Linked DNA regions of Homo sapiens: region 2 is linked to region 1. A link is an interaction called in ENCODE POLR2A ChIA-PET data of the cell type or tissue named here. Cell type or tissue: A673. All regions are shown on one strand. Each heading gives the region's core, and the rest is flanking DNA. Links, peaks and the distances in the headings are about the cores only.

Region 1 (7,886 bases), core at 2,347-6,346:
TTATGCTTTATTTTGGAACTTGGCTCTTGCAGTAGACGAAAGAGGGGTTGGCAGTGATTGTCTTTATGGATCAGCGTCTCTAGCAGTGACCTCAGGGTAAAATTGATGTCAGTGTTCCTTTGGGGTCGACTGGGCAGGCCGTGGAGACAGTCTGGGTTTTCAACAAGCTTCCATCTCCAGAAGAGGTCCTGGGGTCGCTGCCTTGGCTTTGCACGTTGGGAATGAGCTTCGTTTTCCACCTCAAGAAGGAACAAATGAAATGCTATTAATATGAATTTGCCGTAGGCCTTAAGATTATAACCTCTATTCCATACCATATATGTCTTACAACCTCTGCATTTAATTAATCCATTTTGTTAATTTGGGGATGGCTAAAATGAATTGCCCTATCAGTCAAAAATCCTGAGAGTACACTACAGAGTTAATATAGTGACATTTTTACTTTGGTTCCATGTATACGTATGCCCAGAGTTATGATGTGAAGTGTAGTGAATACTCTGGGTCATGGTAAACAGAACAAAAAAAAAGTTTGAAAAACACCAGTAGGAAACAGGCAAACATGAATAGGGAAGGCGGGCAACAGCCAGATCAGGGAAAGATGTGTCATTCTGCAGTGTTTGGTGTTTTTGGTCCACTGTGGGAAGCCACTGTATGATTCTACATAGGACAGACATAATCACATTACCCAACGCACTGCCAACTCCCGTGACGCTATGTGCTCTGTCCGCTCACACTCACAGCCCAGAGGATACAAACCGCTCCCTTTTTCCTTAAGATCTTACAATTTTCAAGATTTTTTTTTCCTTCCTAACATCAAGGATCTCTAATGATAGCCTCGGAAAGGACACTCAGCAAATATGTTAAAATAATGTTGCCAGATATTGGTGATAATGATTTTCAAATAAGAGAACTCCCACATCCTCAAAGCTTTAATGATCTGAGATTTTTTAAAAAGTGATTAAAAGTAAAATGTAACATTGTAACAAGATGAGACAAAGACAAAAGGAAAGTAAAAGCATGGCAAAGTTCCGTTCCTTCACTCCAGAGAGCACCTGCTTCCGCTGCTTTGAACTTGGGGAGGCTGCTTTCCTTTGGTGGCAGCGATGCTGGAAGCACCTTCTCAACCTGGGTCCCTTGACAGCCTCAGATGAATCCCAACACTTTGTGCTTGTGATTGTGCTATCCGTGTTACAAGCACAAGTTTCCTTTTAGAAACTCATTCTAAATAATGGTGGATTATCGTACACTTTCATTTCAATGGAAAAAGAAAGTAAAAGAGAAATAAAAGGAAACTTTGACATAGTTTAATAATGAATACAAAAGTCTAGATGGCAAGTTACAGTCCACAGAGTACTTTCCATGGAAGGATGGTGATCTATGGAATGGGAACTGCGAGGACACCTGCCCTTCAGGCTTTTGGAAAGAGAGGTTTGGCTCCTATATTTAAAGTGCTCACAAAGTGCACAGCACAGAGCAAGCCCTGCAAGCAGGTTAGCTAGTATTATTATTCCAATTATGCCCAATGCGGCCCCTAAAGATGATCAGAACTGCAAAGAAGCTATTTGTATACCTGGGTAGCTACTGAAAAAGCAAAAACCAACCAACCAACAAAAAACAAAATAGGAGGAAATCAGCCACAGAATGATTTCAACTGAGGAGGTCCTCCAATGACAATTTCATTTTCTATTCTCCTGGAAAATCAACCATTCCCTGTTTAACAGGAAAACACTACAGCATTGTGTTAATCACTATATTATCACTTGTACTCAGCTTAAGAGAGGAGGAGAAGGCACCCTTAGGTAAGGCAGTGAAGGGACAAGAAGACTGGTGGAGCCGGAAGTGCAGGGTGCTCTAGATTGGAGGTGTTAGCCCTGCTTGAGAATGGGGCCACAGCAGGGCCATGGAAGTTGTCTGTACCTCAGTACTTCACAGTTCGCTGTGCCAGGCCCACAGAGGTATGGATCTTGCACGCAGGAGGATCAAAGAGCTACGAAGGACCCTGCCTTTCTACGGAGAAAGAAACAGGGCTCTAGCAGAGCCTGGGGTGGGAGAGAGGGCACCCCACAGATTCCTATTTACATTATAATTTTGCATCACAGATTTTCAAAGGCTTGGTCCAGGTTGCTCTTCCTGGGAAGGTTTTCCTCTCAGTCTGACATGAAAACATTTAGTTTCCTGGTGAGGCCTGGCCTTGCAGTCCTAGGCTAGCGCCTGAGACAAGCACTGGGACTCAGAATAGACTCGCCATTGGCAGCCAGGAACGCCTGAGGGAGACAACCTGCCCTTCTGTTGGGCCATCCCACCACTGCCTGGCACAGCGAACTGTGAAGTACTGAGGTACAGACAACTTCCATGGCCCTGCTGTGGCCCCATTCTCAAGCAGGGCTAACACCTCCAATCTAGAGCACCCTGCACTTCCGGCTCCACCAGTCTTCTTGTCCCTTCACTGCCTTACCTAAGGGTGCCTTCTCCTCCTCTCTTAAGCTGAGTACAAGTGATAATATAGTGATTAACACAAACATGGGTGCCCAGAGATAGCCATTTACCTAAAGGATAGTATGTCACTTGCCAAGAAAGAGTCTATATCTCCTAATAAAGTCATTTCTTTCCACAGTCTCACATTTTCCCACCTGTTATTTCCTTATTCCATGGGGTCACCTTGCAAATTCTCCTGGAAAGTTGGCTTCAGAGAACCTCTGTACAGTTGCTTACCAAAAAGCAACTAATCCCTTTCAGGGACTAGTGCTTAAAAAAAAAAAAGAGCAAAGAAATTCCTTCACTATGAAATGAGGCAGTTTGTCCCTGGTGGCTCTTTTAAAATACAGGGATGTCAGGGGAGACCAAGTCTTACTTCCAAGTGGGAGAAACGGGGGCCTTGTAGTGTTGCTTTACAGATATAAAACAGGTCCAGTCCAGATTATTTTCAAGAAACCACAGGCATGAGGCTCCAGGGGCTGGAGCTTTCCCACATCTAAGGCTTCACTGGGGGGCTGCGGCTGAAGCTGGGCCAGGCCAGGCGAGCCCCGGCACAGCCCAACCCACCAGTGAAGTCTGCGCAATCAAAGCCAGCAATTACTGCTCTCCGGCTGCGGCTGGGCTTCAAAGGGAGTGAGGCAAGGCCCATCTTACATATGTTCAGACTTGGGCTCCCTCCACCAGGAGTCACCACGCATTTGTACTGGGGATGCAAAGGCGGCACAAGACCCCACCCCACCCCATATAACCGAACCCCCCTGATGCTCTCCTGGACCAAATTCCAATCTTGACAAAATATCCCATCAACCAAATGGAACCATGAACCCAAATGGGTAGAGTTCCTTACTAAAAGCCCAAGCAATAAAGGTGAATCTAAAGATTTCAAGAGTGGGCCTGTTTCTGGGAGGTCAACAGCACCGACCCTGGGCCAATAGGGCTTTACAGACCCTGACTCAGGAGTGAAGAAAGGGAAAGGGGGAAACTCCTTCTCTCTAAGCCCAAATAAATGTAAAATCCTACCAAAAGCAGAGCGCTTGGCCAGCTCATGTCCTGGGGGTTCCTCCCCAGGCTGTCCTCTGGAAGAAAGGGCCAAGGAGACAAGTCTATGGGTGAGCTCTGAGGTGGTGGAGTGGAGGGTCAGGAGCAGGCAAGGGCCAGCCCTGTCAGGGTGCCACTCAGGGCTCACTGGCCAGTCAGTTTAAGCTGTCCAGGCCAAGGCAAGGGCAGCAAAGCTGGTGTCCAGGAACAAAATGCACCCCTGCCCCATCATGTAATATCACTTCCTTATTCAGAATTGGTGAGGATACAAAAAAAGTGAGTTGGAATAAAAGACCCTTTCTTCGTCGTCCTCTTCCTTTTACGCCACTCTCAAATGCTACTAACAAGAGGCAGGAGCCTTAAACGATGTGCAATTTGAGGGGAGAATATTAGAGATTGGTTTTATGAGAGGTAAACAGATTCACAGATTTTAATTGCAAAAATGGAATTCCAGCATCACACCACACACCTCATGCCAATTGTCTCCATTTTTACACCTTGGGAAAAACTGACAAAAGCCTGTGATTTGAGGGTGTGAACTCTTCTGCTGCACAATGTCATGTGTGTATGAAGGAAGAGAGGTACAGACTTCTACAGCAGGAAGCAAGCGTGACAGAGCTAGTCTAATCCTGTTTTTTTAGCAGAGACTTAGGAATATGGTCATAAAATGACTGGCCCATGGTGACCCCTAGAGAGTCCCAGTGCTGGGCTGTTCCCCAGGCCTCCTGGCATCATAAAAGTGACAGTCTTGTTGACTTGAAGGTGGTCTTGTCTGCAAGAAGCTGGTGAGGGGGAAGGAACAAAAACACTGTCCACTACGCACTGATTTGCCAGGCACTGAGACATGGACTTTAGAATTTCACATTATCATCATTACAGTTTGCATCTTCCCACCCACTTACAGATAAGGACACTGAGGCTACCTGAAGTTCAGTAACTTGCCAAAGGTCACCCAACTAATAGGCAGCAGGATGAGCCTCTGAACTCTCAACATGTGTTCTCTCCACCATACCTTGGAACTAAATTATCATTCACTTTCTTCTCTCCTTCCTACCTTCCATCATTCTGTCTGTCCATCCCCAGGCAACAACCCCTGTATCCTGGTGGAGGCAGTCTACATCTGTAACAGTGCAGCCACCCCCAGGATATCACGCTCTGTTTGAAGAAAGATGATAAAGAGAAACAAACGCATAAGTTAACTTTGAAATTTAAGTCCCTAAGACTGGAAATATAACCTACAAAAGCCAGCTTCAGCTCCTTGACAGTAAACATTACCCAACATTTGAGAAAAAAGAAAAATGAAAATGTGTGGTTAGGAAGGTTAACACTGAGTTTTATTTCTGCAGCTGAATGACTCCTTAGTCCCAGCATTCAAGACTAGTTAGTTAATCCCCTAACCACAAAGCTCTAAAGCAAAAAGATTCCCAGAAGCTGGAGGTGGGAGGAAAGGGGTCATTGCCACTCCTGGATTCATGTTCTACCAAGGCAAGGCTTCCTCTCCTGTGGCTATTCAGAGTGAATTACCATCAGCTCAACCAGACTTTGGCAATGTCAAGATGACTTTGAGACAAGCCTGTGACCGTTAATGAATTACTCCAGGGGAATTTTTCTGTAGCTACTGGTTTCTCTTCCTGATCAGCCTAGCCCTCTGTGTTTGTCTCCTCTGTGAGGACATGTGTCCTATTGGTAGGCCAGACCTCCTGGTGCAGGTCATGACCGCTAGATCCTTCCTACCACGGGAAACATGGGAGAAATGGTCTTGAGCAAGTTTTGAAGGAGAGAGCCTCAAAAGCCCATTGTAGTTCTGTCAGCTGAAGTGCTTCCAGAGGGTAATAACTAGCTAGGTAGACCTCCCTCATCTACTCACCTCCAAACGCTATCCAATCCACATTTCTCTCAACAGACGTTCTCTCACACTAAAGATGTTAAGTTCACCTTCTACAAATGAGGTGACAGGATCAGGGCACACTTTGGTCTTTTTTTGTTTTGTTTACCCAAACCAAGCCCTTCCACAGTTATGCCAGCATTTGTGTGTGCACCTGTGCATCTGGTTAAGCACAGGGAGGTGATAACTTGTATGGGTTAGAGTGTGGGCTCTAAGGACTGACAGTCCTGGGTTGGGTTTGGATCCTGGGTCCATCGGTTACCACCTGGAAATCTCGGGCATGCACTCTGAACGTACCAAACCTGTTTCCTCATCTGTAAAGTGAAGATAAGAAGCTGCTCTACCTCATCAGGTGCGCTGCGGGATGTGGGAGACGTATGTGCAGAGCCGGGCGAGTGCAGGGCAGACGCCCTGAAGCAGCGTAGTGAGTGCAGTAACAGCAGAGGATGGAGAACTGGGGCTCAGAGCTGATGGTAATTCACTCTGCAGACGCAGCGCTGCTACTCGCCAGCTGCATGGCCCTGGACAAGTGATTATTTTCTCATCCTTCAGACAGAACTGAAATCTGTCCCCTCCACCCCACAATGGGGCTGCTACAGAACGAGAGGAGGCAACACATGCAGAAGCATCTGTTAAAGCCTCTGGAATGTGGCAGGTGGTCCATACAGGTTGGGACCATTTCTGCTGTTCCAACTTCACACGACACATTCGGGGCAGCAAGCAAGATTCATACTATTACAGAACTTCTGGTAGAAAATTAAGACCAACAGGGTATTCTGCCAATTAATTAAAATATCTCTTATGAAACAGAATGCTTCTAAAAGCATGATGCTAGCTGAGAAAAACTAATCCCAATACAAAAAAAAAGTTAGATTCACAAAAACGATATATAGGCAGTTAGAAAAATTTAGTGTAGAGATTGATGTAAACCTTATGCCAAAAAGTGAGTTTAATTTTTAATGCTTTTAATTTTTCTTTCATTCTGTCAAAAAGAATAAAGTTACTTTGCTAAAGGTCACAGACAGCTATGAGCAGCAGGATTTCCCACTCATCTGGCTCTCAGTAACATGGTAGCTTCATTTATGAAGAACACTGCTGAGGAAAAACACGTTAAAACTATCTCAAGGTATCACAGTAATGTCATGAAATTTATGTGCAAAAATAGCACATTTTAGCCTTTCTTAAAATAGCACATTTTAGCCTTTCTCTATACCCCAAATCAGACCCCATTTACTTTTAATTTACATATTATTCAATTAAGCTTCATTTTCCTGGTTCCTAAATCCACACAGATCAGAAGAAACATATTATTGTGGGTACAGGGTATAGTCCCAAACAGCAAAGGAAGCCACAAAAGAATTATTAAAAAGCAGTTTCTTAAAATTCCATGTTATTTGGGGTCATTTAGAATAGTATTATACAAATCACCATACTCCTTGTGGCATATATAATATTCACTGTAAAATAATGGCATGAGGTATTCGTATTCAAATCAATTTCAATGTACTCTGCTGAAGAAGACAGAGTTGCATCCAAAAGTGCTTTGAAAAATTACATGTTTTGACACTTAAAGATGTAAACCATATAGCTTCTCTGAAAAACTCCATTATCCAGAAGGGCTCATTTCCACACAGTTCCTCACAACTCAGTAACAAACAGTTCTATTAAACAAAATTTATCCAAAATACTTCTTTTTTATTCTATATTCTAGTGCATTGATCTTAATTCCATTTGGTAAGTTTTCATGAACAATACTAAACATGAAGCATTTCAAGAGGGTTTTAATGAACCTCATATACTCCTCTCCCTCTGCTATTATTTTTTAATGGCATCAGATCAGTCTTGCTACCTGAGGGTCTATTTCTCTATTTCTGCTCCCCAAGGCAACTTAAACACAATTCTAGCTCTTCTGATCATTAAGGAGAGAAAAGATAATTGATGGAAGGGATACTGCCCATTCTTAAAAGCTTTCACTGTACCCATGAACCCAACCCAATTTCTTTATTAACACAGAGCTGTCTAGATAAAACCACCCCAACTATCAGCTTCCTAGTGAGCTATAGCGGACATCTGTCGGGCTGCTGTCCAGCTCTCCTCTCCATTATCCCAACTCCAACACTGTTAGAGCAGTGAGCTCCTGACAGCCATTTTGTACAATGTGACCTTCTCCTCTGGCCACAGCTGATTATAGATTGGGGTGGAAGTTTGACCCAAGTTGGGCTAACCAGAGTCGCTTCTACAGAATTTGAAAGAATTATTGTCTCTTTGGGAGATGATATTGTAACAACATATAGCTTGAGTGCTCTAAACATAAGGCTCAGAGAACTGAGAGAGTCAATCTGGGAAGGGAAGGAGGAAGTGATTTTCAGGGAGGGACAGATGGAAGCAGCAGGGAAAGTGTCTGGACAGCTTTCCAATTTCCAGTTTTCTTTTTGGCCCAACTGCTCTACTGTCCTTGGATTCCACAAGATGCTCCTATATCCTTAAA
Region 2 (7,886 bases), core at 1,603-5,602, 540 kb after region 1:
GGGGTTGGCTTTGGAGCAGGACTTAATTTTGCCTCATTTAAAATCATGTGCTCAATTGCTTTCTTTCTCTTAAATAATGAAAAGCCAGCAAAGAATAGCTTAATGCATAAGGAAAAATGAATTTAGAGAAATTATTCATCTGCCTGTAAATAATAGCTTCATGGATATGAGGTAGCTAATTCTCGACAATATTAGGTGCTCTTTCAATAAAAGCAAGAGAAAGAAAATATCTCAGAAATTTCTTTGTCATGCTTAAAAGTCCTCTGTCCCCCACTCCCCACAATTCCCTGTTTTTTTTTTTAGAAGGGATATTTGTTCTCTCTTATAATCTGGAAATGTATGTGCCTAATTAAAATAAGATGTACTCTTTAAATGATGAAAATAAAAAGTGATCAAAATAGATTTTTGTTATCCTTGGGGCATTGGGAGTTTAAACGCAAACTGCATGGCTTGCAGTGTGGAGAATTAATTATTGGTAATTGAAGTTGTAAGCTTAATTCCCTGCTTGCTTCAATGAAAATGAATCCTTTTATTTAATATTGAAATAAGCACCACTAACCTCATGATCTGAGACAGCACATGCACTCAGCTTTTGAGCAACAGTGAATGTTTAAAAAGCTTTATCTTTTTAACACTGAATTGTGATTAAAACAAAACAAAACAGAAACACCAGCTTGCGGGAGTGGTATAAATACATTAGCAAATAACATAATAGATGGTATTTGGGTACTCTTAATAGATGCTGTTCTTATTCACCAGTAAGAGACTTCATTTTGTATTCAAATAAAAGTCTAAACCATTAAAAAATGCATTTATGCTTTTTGAAAACTTGTCCTGAGTAAAATATTTTCGTTGGCTTGTTTTGTCATGTTGAAGCAGGGTGACCGTTCAAACTGTTGGGCAGAAAAATTTCTCTGCCCTGTGTTTCTGCTGTGAGGAGTTCTTGTCTTCCTGAGGAAGCATTACAGCTAATCATGATGTGGACTTTGCCTCCTGCCCAGTTCTCTTGCTGTGTCTGTGCCCCTCTGTGTCTCAAGGAATGTCTCTGGGTATTTACACTGACTGTTCTGTGACTTAGATCTGGTAGATTTCCAGGCCCCCTATTCTATGCCTGCTCTTTGCCTAATTAACATCTACTCCTCTCTCAGATCTCAACTCAAACATTACACCTGAGATTAAGGCAAGCACTCCTCTCTTATATTCTTACCACAGTAAATCATGTTGCAATTACTTGTTTCATGCTTGTCCGTTCTGCCAGAGCACAAGTTCCAAGAAGGCAGGGTCTGCCTTGTTCACGGGTAGAGGTCCAGTAACTAGTTCAGAGCCTTGCATATATGGGGGATCAAGAAACATGTTTGAGTGAATGAATGAATAAATGAATGAATGGTGAATGAATGTTAATCAAGGTTGGTCTGAGCAACACTTGGCAAAATTCCCAGTTTATAGTCCTGAAGTATCCATAACTCTTACAATACAATTAATAATTCATTTTTCTCATTTTTAAATAGGAAATGAATGGGATTAGTATTTTCTGACTTTCTATTTATTGTACTTCATACTTAGTCCTCAGTCAACATTTCCTAAAAGACAATTTATCCATATTTCAGTAAGTAACATCTGTAATTGTGTAATAAGTAACACAAGAAAAATTAAGCTTGTTGTTTAATGTATTTATTAGAGAAAAACCTAGATATTGAAATTCCTTCAAATGAAACAGTGTTGTTTGAATTTGCTCTCAGTGGAACCTATCATTTCTGACCTAGGAGAGGTCTGTTCTTTAAGCAACCAGCCTCTGTGTCCACAAAGTTTGGTCATGGTTTGTAGAAAACTCCTTTGGGTCAGCTCCAAGGGCCAAGTTTGCTCAGATTGCTCAAACTTTCAAAACTATTTTTCTCAAAAGCACAGGGCTTAAATGAACACTTGTTTGATCTAAATATGGTTTCACATTGTCATGGAGAGAAAATAAAGGAGACAGAAGAACGCTTTGGTCTTTATCTCAGTATCCTGAAACTTCTACTTCATTCATTTTTAAAAAAGGAGCAAAAGTAGATCTAAATGGTTTTCTGGGTTAAGATGGTAGACTAAACCACACATCTAATTTTGCTGCTCTACAAAATTCCATAAAACTTGAGTAAAGTGATTTTCTTGAAAAGGTACAACTCACATGAAAAAAACACAAAAACAAAAAAAAGGAGAAACTAAAAAACAAAGAAAAAACTGGAAAAAAAAAAAAAAAGGCCGGGCACGGTGGCTCACGCCTCTAATCCCAGCACTTCGGGAGGCTGAGGAGGGCAGATCACTTGAGATCAGGTGCTGGCCAACATGGTGAAACCCCGTTTCTACTAAAAATACATAAATTAGCCAGGCATGGTGGTGGGCGCCTGTAATCCCAGCTGCTTGGGAGGCTGAGGCAGGAGAATCACTTGAACCTGGAAGGCGGAGGTTGCAGTGAGTTAAGATCACACCACTGCACTCCAGCCTAGGTGACAGAGTGAGACTCTGGAAAAAAAAAAAAAGAAGAAGAAAGAAAGAAAGAGAGAAAGAGAGAGAAAGAAAGAAAGAGAGAGAGGGAGGGAGGAAAGAAGGAAGGAAGGAAGAAAGAAAGAAAGAAAAAGAGAGAGAGAGAAGGAAAGAAAGAAAGAAAAGAGAGAGAAGGAAAGAAAGAAAGAAAGAAAGAAAGAAAGAAAGAGAAAGAAAGAAAGAGAGAGAGAGAAGGAAAGAAAGAAAGAGAAAGAAAGAAAAAGAAAGAAAGAAAGAAAGAAAGAAAGAAAGAAAGAAAGAAAGAAAGAAAGAAAAAGAAAGGAAGGAAGGAAGGAAGGAAGGAAGGAAGGAAGGAAGAGAAAAGCAAGCAAGCAAGCACAAGAGAATACAAGGGCAGGAAAATTTTGGAATCTGAAAAGCAGACTGACAACTGGCAGTGCCATATACCCCTACCACTGGTGTAGAGGGGAGGCCAAAATAATGAAGAGGGTAAAATGAGGATTGAATGAAAGCTGTTCCATTGGGTTAAATCTCTATACCTTAACTCACATTGCCCTTTCCTCACCTGATTTATTCTGAGGAGTAAGCGCAGCAGAAGGCCTTTGAAATGCAGGACACGAGATACAATTAAAGATCTATCATCATACCAAACACAGACAGATTGCATGACTGAATGCATATGGAATGCTAAAACCTTTCATCACTTCCTCCACTTGGCTTCCAGAATGCCAGAAGCCTGGTCATTTCCCTTTAGTAAGGAGATCGGAAGAATGTTTTCTGCTAAAAATCTCAACATAGGAGGAAAGTTTTTTGTTTTTTGGGTTTTTTTTTTTTTTTTTTTTGAGATGGAGTCTTGCTCTGTTGCCCAGGCTGGAGTGCAGTGGCGCGATCTCCGCTCACTGAAGCCTCTGGCTCCCAGGTTCAAGCAATTCTCTGCCTCAGCCTCCCAAATAGCTGGGATTACAGGCATGTACCACGACACCCAGCTAATTTTTGTATTTTTAGTAGAGATGGGGTTTCATCATGTTGGCCAGGCTGGTCTTGAACTCCTGGCCTCAAGTGATCTGCCCACCTGGGCCTCCCAAAGTGCTGGGATTACACGCATGAGCCACCATGCCCTGCCAGGAGGAAAGATTTTTTAAATATTGACATTGGAAGTACAAAGAGCCTATCCAGACCACTTGACAGTGACATCCAAAGTAAACAAGCTCCACAGAAGCACCCAGAGCAACCAATTATGATTTAAATCCCTTGTTCTTAATTATAAAGGAAGGATGACAAGATATGGAAGATAAAGACCAAACCAATAAACAAAAGAAAGCAACTTGAAGGAAATAGAGACTATACGGTGGGGGGTGGGGCGGGGGGAAACTCCAACAAAGCTATTCTTTTTTTTTTTTTTTTTTTTTTTGAGACAGGGTCTCATTCTGTTGCCCAGGCTGGAGTTTAGTGGCTCTATCTTGGCTCACTGTAGCTTCGATCTCCTGGGCTCAAGCAATTCTCCCAACTAATCCTCCTGATTAGCCAGGACCACAGGCATGCACCAATATGACCAGCTAATTTTTTTTTATTTAATTTAATTAATTTATATATTTATTTATTTGAGGTAGAGTCTAGCTCTGCCGCCCAGGCTGGAGTGTAGTGGCGTGACCGCAGCTCACTGCAACCTCCGCCTCCCAGGCTCAAGCAATTCTCCTGCCTCACCCTCTCAAGTAAGTGGGATTACAGGCGCATGCAACCACATCCAGCTAATTTTTATATTTTTTTAGTAGAGACGGGGTTTCACCATGTTGGCCAAGTTGGTCTTGAACTCCTGACGTCAAGTGATCTGCCCACCTCGGCCTCCCAAAGTGCTGGGATTACAGGCGTGAGCCACTGTGCCCGGCCACCAGCTAATTTTTGTATTTTTTTTTTTTTTTAATTTTACTTTAAGTTCTGGGATACATGTGCTGAATGTGCAGGCTTGTTACATAGGTATACATGTGCCATGGTGGTTTCCTGCACCTATCAACCTGTAATCTAGGTTTTAAGCCCTGCATGCATTAGGTATTTGTCTTAATGCTCTCTGTCCCCTTTCCCCCGACCTCCAACTTTTGTATTTTTAGAGGAGACAGGGTCTCATCATGTTGCCGAGGCTGCTGTCGAACTCCTGAGCTCAAGCAATCCACGCACCTCGGCTCCCAAAGTGGGCCACCGTGCCTGGCCAAACAAAGCTATTCTTTTTTTTTTTCGAGACGGAGTTTCACTCTTGTTGCCCAGGCTGGAGTGCAATGGCACAATCTCGGCTCACCACAACTTCCGCCTCCCGGGTTCAAGCAATTTTCCTGCCTTAACCTCCCAAGTAGCTGGGATTACAGGCATGCGCCACCATACCCAGCTAATTTTGTATTTTTGGTAGAGACAGGGTTTCACCATGTTGGCCAGGCTGATCTTGAACTCCTGACTTCAGGTGATCCACCTGCCTCAGCCTCCCAAAGTGCTGGGATTACAGGTGTGAGCCACTGCACCCAGCCCAAACAAAGCTATTCTTAATAACCTCAGAGAGACTGGGTGCAGTGGCTCCCGCCTGTAATTCTAGCGCTTTGGGAGGCCAAGGTGGGCAGATTGAAAGGCAATGGAAGGGCACCGTGGAACAATAAGGCGGAGAGGCGAGACTAAGAGGGCAAAAATCTTCTTTCTTGAGCTCTCAGGCGAGGTTCACTGGTCCGCAGGGGGAGGGCCAGGGAAGTCGCACTGTGCCAAAGGTGCAGCGCGCTTTTATGGATGCTGGGTGAAGAGTGGGCGGGGTAGGGGCGGGGTCGGTTGAGTTTCGCGCTTCTGAGTGTGACACGCCCTAGTGGGCATGCGCGTTAGTCAGGGTGGCGGGAACAGGAAAGGTGAACCCGGAAATGCTGAATCAGGGTATCCGAGGTGGCGATCGCCATCTTGGAGTCTTCACTGGAGTCCAATCACAGATCACCTGAGGTCCGGAGCTCAAGATCAGCCTGGCCAACATAGTGAAACCCCATCTCTACTAAAAATAGAAAAAATTACCGGGTCGTGGTGGCATATGCCTGTAGTCCCAGCTACTCGGGAGGCTGAGGCAGGAGAATCGCTTGAATCCAGGTGGCAGAGGTTGCAGTGAGCCGAGATCTTGACACTGCACTCCAGCCTGGGTGATGGAGCGAGACTCTGTCTAAAAAAAAAAAAAAAAATTCTGAGAGAAAATATTTCCTTTGTGAAAATAGAAAATGATGCTATGTCAAAAGAAAATTCAGAGAATTAAAAGAGCAGCTAATAGCTGAAATGAAAAATTCAACAGAAGAGTTGAAGATAAAGTTCAAGAAAGTGTTAAGAAAACAGCAAAAAGACAGACGGAAAATAGAAGAGAAGATATAAGAAAAATAAAGGGAGCACACCTGAAGGTCTCACATATGAGTAATAAGGGTTCCAGGAAGAGAGCAAGGAGAAAATGAAGCAGAAAAATCATTAGTAAAATAATTTAACAAAAATTTTTCACAACTGAAGACATGAATTGCTAGATGAAAAGGGCCCACCAAGTGCTCCTGCAAAATAGATTCTAGTAGAGCTACATTGAGCAACATCACTGTGAAGTTTCAGAACACTGGGGACAGAGATCCTATAAACTTGCAGAGAGAAAAATAGACTACTTAGAAAGGACTAGGAATCAGAATGCCTTCACACTTCTCAGCTACAATAAGACAAGAGAAAGACCTTCAAAAAAAATTTTTTTTTTTGAGATGGAGTCTCACTCTGTTGCCCAGGCTGGAGTGCAATGGCGTGATCTTGGCTCAATGCAATCTCCACCTCCCAGGTTCAAGCGTTTCTCCTGCCTCAGCCTCTCGAGTAGCTGGGATTACAGATGCCCATCTCCACGCCCAGCTAATTTTTGTATTTTTAGTAGAGACAGGGTTTCACCATGTTGGCCAGGATGGTCTTGATCTCCTGACCTCGTGATCCACCAGCCTTGGCCTCCCAAAATGCTGGGATTACAGGTGTCAGCCACCATGCCCAGCCGACCTTCAAAATTTTTCAGAGTCCAGGCACAGTGGCTCACACCTGTAATCCCAGCACTTTGAAACACAAATATGGGAAGATCACTTGAGCCCAAGAGTTTAAGGGTGCAGTGAGCTATCATCATGCCATTGTATTTCAGCCTGGGCAATAGAGCAAGACCCTGAAAATGTCTTTGCTAAATTATAACAGTAATAGAAATCCACCTCAGTTGACTCCATTTTGCTTCTAACCTTCAAACTGTCCTTGGTCATTCCCGGGTGTAGTCCAAGCTAACTTTGGGAGAAATTTAGTTTGTATTTTAACTTTAAAACAAGGATGATAATAGTCCCTCCCTAAAACTAAGCCCTTCCAGCCGGGTGTGGTGGCTCATGCCTGTAATCCCAACATTTGGGGAAGTCGAGGTGGGTGGATCACCTGAGGTGAAGAGTTCGAGACTAGCCTGACCAACATGGTGAAACCCCATCTCTACTAAAAATACAAAAAAATAGCCAGGGGTAACGGTGGATGCCTGTAATCCTAGCTACTCGTGAGGCTGAGGCAAGAGAATTGCTTGAACAAGGAGGCAGAGGTTGCAGTGAGCCGAGATGTCGCCATTGCACTCTAGCCTGGGCAACAAGAGCGAAACTCCGTCTCTAAATAGATAAATAAAAACTAAGCCTTTCCTTGCTCAGGGACTGAAAACCGCCTTTGTAAAACCACAAGATTAGGCTTATGGGAGGGACCTGAACTCTACTAAAATATAGGAGTAGTTTCCATAATCCCTTACTGCTCAGGGATCATGTGCCCAGAGGTCACAAGATTTGTGACTTCTCCAATTGCTCTTCCAGATAACATCACTATTGTAAAACCTAAAATTATTATATTATTTTTTGCAATAGTTTTCAGACTGATCCCACCCACGCTCATGACTCAGGACTCAACTAATCCTGATATTCTCACCCAGAAGCTGACTCAGCACACAAGGACCATTCTCCACACTCCTGTGATTTCATCCCCAACAAATCAGCAGCACCCATTCCCTAGACCCCTACCCACCAAATTGACCATAAAAACCATAGCCTTCAAGCCTTCAGGGTAGCTGATTTGAATGATCACTCTATTTCTCCTGCATGGGCCAGCCTCATGTCAATTAAATTATACTGCAATGCTGTGATCTCAGTGAATTGATTTTGTCTGTGCAGTGGACAGGAATAATCTGTTTGGCAATTATACACTGTCTTTACAAAAACAACAAAAATTCTTGAGTTAAAGCATTCCTACTGCAATTCTAGATTCAGCCAAACCATCAAATACACAGGAGAGAAGAAGAAAAACATTTTCAGGCCATCCACCATGGCTCACACCTATAATCCCAGCACTTTGGGAGGCCGAAGTGGGAGGATCACCTG

Evidence for each region. Peaks named below come from ENCODE experiments on the same cell type or tissue, not always from the same donor. Only the 100,000 strongest peaks of a DNase experiment are listed, where the experiment ranks them.
Region 2: POLR2A ChIA-PET joins it to region 1 with 8 read pairs; 2 of 35 experiments call an interaction of 5 or more read pairs at or near these places.

Annotation. Positions count from the first base shown.
Region 1 is chr4:108,048,513-108,056,398 of GRCh38, forward strand. It overlaps LEF1 (lymphoid enhancer binding factor 1), which reads right to left. Exons shown (of 12, transcript NM_016269.5): 12 at 1-239. Among named protein-coding and RNA genes, the nearest start is that of HADH, 63 kb to the left of the region's middle. In A673, for the core only: no CTCF peak of the experiment used is centred there; no DNase peak of the experiment used is centred there.
Region 2 is chr4:108,589,156-108,597,041 of GRCh38, forward strand. All of the region lies in intron 1 of RPL34-DT (RPL34 divergent transcript), which reads right to left. Among named protein-coding and RNA genes, the nearest start is that of RPL34-DT, 27 kb to the right of the region's middle. In A673, for the core only: no CTCF peak of the experiment used is centred there; a DNase peak (open chromatin) is centred at 3,166.